Linked DNA regions of Homo sapiens: region 2 is linked to region 1. A link is a loop called in an ENCODE intact Hi-C map of the cell type or tissue named here. Cell type or tissue: breast epithelium. All regions are shown on one strand.

The links. Peaks named below come from ENCODE experiments on the same cell type or tissue, not always from the same donor. Only the 100,000 strongest peaks of a DNase experiment are listed, where the experiment ranks them.
Region 2: a loop joins it to region 1, with 31 times the contacts of the local background. A loop is called at or near these places in 2 of 110 quality-filtered maps.

What each region holds. Positions count from the first base shown.
Region 1 is chr17:42,069,983-42,072,482 of GRCh38, forward strand. The region is part of intron 1 of ZNF385C (zinc finger protein 385C); the gene reads right to left. Among named protein-coding and RNA genes, the nearest start is that of C17orf113, 21 kb to the left of the region's middle. RefSeq lists an enhancer at 1,445-2,418 and a silencer at 2,489-2,500. In breast epithelium, no CTCF peak of the experiment used is centred here; no DNase peak of the experiment used is centred here; H3K4me3 peaks cover 486 bases; H3K27me3 peaks cover 422 bases.
Region 2 is chr17:42,402,037-42,404,536 of GRCh38, forward strand. CAVIN1 (caveolae associated protein 1) reads right to left here. Exons shown (of 2, transcript NM_012232.6): 2 at 413-2,500. Among named protein-coding and RNA genes, the nearest start is that of STAT3, 15 kb to the left of the region's middle. In breast epithelium, no CTCF peak of the experiment used is centred here; no DNase peak of the experiment used is centred here; H3K27ac peaks cover 2,500 bases.

The DNA of each region.
Region 1 (2,500 bases):
AATGAGCCGAGATTGCACCACTGCACTCCAGCCCCAGAGACAATGAAACTCCGTCTCAAAAAAATAAATAAGTAAAAAATAGCAGGGCGCGGTGGCTCACGCCTGTAATCCCAGCACTTTGGGAGGCCGAGGCGGGCGGATCATGAGGTCAGGAGATCGAGACCATCCTGGCTAACACGATGAAACCCCATCTCTACCAAAAATACAAAAAAATTAGCCAGGCGTGGTGGCAGGTGCCTGTAGTCCCACTACTCAGGAGGCTGAGGCAGGAGAATGGCGTGAACCCGGGAGGCGGAGCTTGCAGTGAGCCGAGATCGCGCCACTGCACTCCAGCCTGTGCGACAGAGCGAGACTCCATCTCAAAAAAGTAAAAAATAAAATAAAATAGATAAGAGAGGGGATTGGGCTCCTAGGTCCTTTGCAGGCTGAATTGCAGTGGCCACACAGAGCCGCTACTGCTAAGGTGGAAGGCAGTGGAGGCCAAGGTATATGATTCTGCCTTAGCCTGGGAGAAAGGCAGGGTGGGTGCACCTGGTGGCAAGCGCCTGTTGTCCCTGGAGCACAACAGAAACATCGCCTCCATGAATCCTCAGAACAATCCTGCGAGGCTTGACACATGAGGCAACTGAGGCTCAGCATCACAAAGAGAGGCAAGTAGGTAGGGCCAGGTCTCCTCCATTCTATGAGGCAAAGGCAGGGGGTGAGGACCCTGGCAGGCCCCATCCCAGTCATTCATGGGGTCACAGGCAGGAGTGTGGGATCCTGGCCCTCCCTACCAGCCCAGCTGCAGAGAGAAGCACCTGGAAGAAGAGAAGCCTCATCTGTTCCTGTCCTAGCAGAGTGCAAGCCCTCCTGGGCCTGGGTACCCGCTGAGTGTCCCTGAGGGGCCGTCAATGAGCATTTTGGCTTCTCCACCCTGCCACCTCCCCACTGCCCTCTCCCAGCACTGACACCTCCCCAGGGCGAGGAAGGGGAAACAGCCCTCTTTAGTGGTGTGGCCACCACAGAGTGGCACCCATCCCAGCTATTCCATGGGCCCAGGGAGCTGGGGTCACCCAGGGCCACACCCTGAGATCCCCTCAGAGGATCCAGAGGAGTCACCTGCGCCAGACCCCAGCACATACACCCCTGCTTTGCCAGAACAGGAGGCCCGGGGGCTAGGCAACAGCTGCTCCAGGTGCCAGGTGAGGGGTTCCGCTGGACACACCCAAGGCACCATGTCTGTCTTCCCATCTGAAGTGGTGACAGAGGAAGCCTGTCGCCTTCCCCTGGGGCCTTCTGGGTGCTGGAGATTTCAGGAGTGAGCTGCTGAAAGCCAACACTCCAGCTCCAAGGGAGGGAGAGAGGGCACAGGAGGTGAAGGAGCAGTATGGTCCAGAGATGAAGTCACTGTCCCCCACCGCCTCCCCTCCCTGGTCTGCTCTGTCCTCACCCCCAGTTGTCTGCATCCTCCAGAGGGCCTCAGTCCCTCCTGACACCCCCAAAGACAGGGGCTGGCTCTGCTGGCCACTGACACTCCCCCAAAGACCCCTACCCTCAGGAAGGAAGTCCTTCTTGCTGTCTAACCTGCATCTCTCCTTGCAGGGTCCATAGTGGCAACACAGAGCAGCTGCTTGTAAGGTGGGATGGTTGTCTCCATACCCCCTGTCCTTGCCTCTGCTGCCAGGCAAAGCCCAGGAAATCTGACCTATTGCCCTGTTCACACTCAGCAGGCAGAGGAGACCCGCCGGCCCCATGCCCCCTCCTAGGAGCACCAGGGCTCAGGATCCTGGCACAGCCCGGGTTTATCTCCTGCCTGCTCTCCTGCTCTCCCTGCCCAATCCCATAGGACCCAGAAGGGGAGCTCCCTCAAACCCCACTCCCTGCTTTCCACTAGTCACCACGTCCAAGTCAGGGCAGGAGCCTAAGTCCTGGAAGCCAGAAGGAGGAGGGTTGGGAGCTCCTGGGACTGTTCCTGAGTTGTGGGTGGGGGCAGAGTGTTCTGGCCAGGGGCCCCCCCATGCCCCTTGCTGAAGCTGAGACATTCTGCACGTTGGGGGTAGGAAGGGGCGGGACAGGAAGTCCTCCAATGACTGTGAATGAGGTGGAGGGTGGGGGAGCAGGAGTACTTTTTGCACCCCCCAAAAGATAATTGTTGCTCTTCCCTCCCCTACCCCTTCCCTTCTATTCCATCTCAGTGTTGATAGGGGTGGATCAACTTTTGGATTCTCTAAACTTCTTAAGAAAAGACGGTGGGTTATCTGGTCGCGCCCCCTATCTCCGGAGAATGGTCCTCTCCTTAGGGTGGGTGGGAGTAGAGGGGGAGTCTCACCCTGTACTCCCTCTCTCCCCCTAATGGGAGCTGGAAGTCCTTCTTGCCATCACCCTTGGTGTCCTCCTCGCGACCTCAGTTTCCGGTTAAGTTGCGGTTCTTTCCCGGTCACCAGGCAAGAAGGGTCTCCGCCGCTGCCCCCAGCCCTGCAGAACCACCTAAGTGCTGAGCACGCGGCGGGCCCCCTCC
Region 2 (2,500 bases), 330 kb after region 1:
ATAACCATGAAACAGACTATACAACCCGGTACAGACACAGGGTTATAACCATGAAACAGATTGAGGATCCAGGTGCCTTTGAATCCCAGCTCCACTGCTTCCCAGCTATGGCACCTTAGACAAGTCACTGTTTCCTCATATCTAGACTGGGAATGATAATGATAGGCTCTGCCTAGAGGGGCTGTTATGAGATTAAATAAGCAATTCCATACCAAAGTGCTTAGAACAGTTCCTGGTAGAGAATAAGGGCTCAATAAATTGGCAATTATTGTTATCTCCCTGGCCTTCCCCCACCCCAGGCACGTGAGACAAGTTTATACCAACAGTTCTCCCTCCCTCTCTTTCTCTCTCCTTCCCACCTGCCCTCTGTAACCCTATGTAACTGCCTTCAGAGAATACAATCAAACACAGATCCTTTTAGAAAAGCAGGTTTATTGGTCGGGCTGCTCACCAGGACACAGCAACGTGAGAGGTTCCCCAAGCCCACAGAAAACTGCATCTGCCCACAGCTCAGGCCCCTTCAGGCCATCAGCACCAAGGGACCTTGTCCCACAATCCCCAACCTCCCTCGGCAGAGGGGTCTTCAGCCATTCAGAGGAGAGAAGAGAACCGAGAAAGGGAAAAGGAAGAAAAAAAAAAAAAAAGCAAAGCTTTGTATTGTATAAAAGGTTTGTGTCCCCAGGCTCCCTCCCCCAATCCCTTAAAACAATGAACTGCAGTTCTAAAAAGCAGGGCAGAGAAGGTAAGGAGCAGGTGGGGGGAAGGAGGAAGCTCTCGGGGCCTCCCTTCAGGCTGTGACTGGGGAGAGGGGCTGTTCTTGCTTCTGACAAACCCCCTTTAATGGGGAGGAACAAGGGGACTCGTGTCTTGAGAACCTGGTCGTGTCTTGAGAACCCAGTCCAAACAGAATCAGGCCTCTGGACTGGGAGCAACACTCCCTTCACCCGCAAAGATTCAGGAAAAGCACCCCAAGGACAAGGAAACCAATGAGGTCTGGGCTAGCTCTGCAGCTTTAGGATACTAGCTCTAGGGAAGGATTTTTTCCTTTTTAAACAGCGTATCACTCTGTTGCCTAGGATGGAGCACAGAGGCACCCTCATAGCTCACTGCAGCCTCAAACTCCTGGGCTCTGGCGATCCTCCCGCCTCAGCCTCCCAAGTAGCTGAGACCACAGGCACGTGCCACCATGCTCCTAGGGAAGGAGCTTGAGAAGAAACTGCCAGGAGTGAACCAGGGCTGGCTGCTCTGTGATGTTCTCTCCCCACCTCCCCTCCAGCTCTCAACTTGGTGGCAGGGCCGGCACCCTGCTCTCCCTCCTAACTCCCAGCCTGCTGCTGCCCCCTTCTGGGACCCTAATTTTCTGGACTTTGAGAAATGGGCTGCCCCTGGGGGTGCCTCCAAGAGCCCATTTGAGGGATCGGGTGGGGCTGACCTCTCTGTCTTCTTTGGATCATCGCCTTCTCACACTGTCCTCCCTCTTGATTCTGAAAAATGGTCCTGCTGCCCATGGAGAACCACAGTAAGATAGATTTCTCATGCAGCTAGTGAGGGGACTTCTCTCTTCACCCATTTCCACCTTCTCCTATTTTCCTTTTTTTTCCTTCTGTTGAGATGGAGTCTCACTCTGTCACCCAGGCTGGAGTGCAGTGTCGCGACCTTGGCTCACTGCAACCTCCACCTCCCAGGTTCAAGCAATTCTCCCCACCTCAGCCTCCAAAGTAGCTGGGATTACAGGCATGCGCAACCATGCCCAGCTAATTTTTGTAATTTTAGTAGAGATGGGTTTTCGCTTAGTAGAGATGGGGTGTTTGCCAGGCTGGTCCCGAACTCCTGACTTCAGGTGATCCGCCCACCTCGGCCTCCCAAAGTGCTGGGGTTACAGGCATAAGCCACCAAGCCCGGCCGACCTTCTTCTATTTTTCCATTCTCCTTTCCAAAGCCATGGCCATGCGCTCCTGTGTACAGGTGCATAAACACATCAGTGTGCCATCCCTCACATGCATGTCGTTCCCCACCCCTCCTTCCCAGGGCTTCTCTTGGCTCCAGCGTTCCTCTGGGACCCTCTGCAGATACAGCCTGTGCTGGACCCCCAGCCAGGGTGAGGGCTCATTCTGCTCTGTCTTCCCCACTGCCTCAGTTTCCCCCAAAAGCTGCTTTCACGTCCTTCTAGTAGGGGGCCTCCCATGGGGGCAGGGATCCCCTTTAGGATTCAATCTTTCCTCTTTGGGCAGTTTTGGCTTTGAGTCCCCCAGGGATCAGGGTGAGAATGAAGAAGAGCTCAGTGAGCGGAATGACAGCAGCTGGGTGGGTGGTGTGGGGAGAGGCTGAGGGGAAGGCAGCCCCCCCAGGGGGGCCTAACCGTGGAATCACTGCAATTTCCTCTGAGATCCCGACTTGGACAACCAGGACAGGGATTGACCATTCCCTTCCCATTCCACTCGGACTGTGTCCAAGCGGGGGTTGTCCACTGCGGGGGCTGCCTCCCCATCGGGTCCTAACA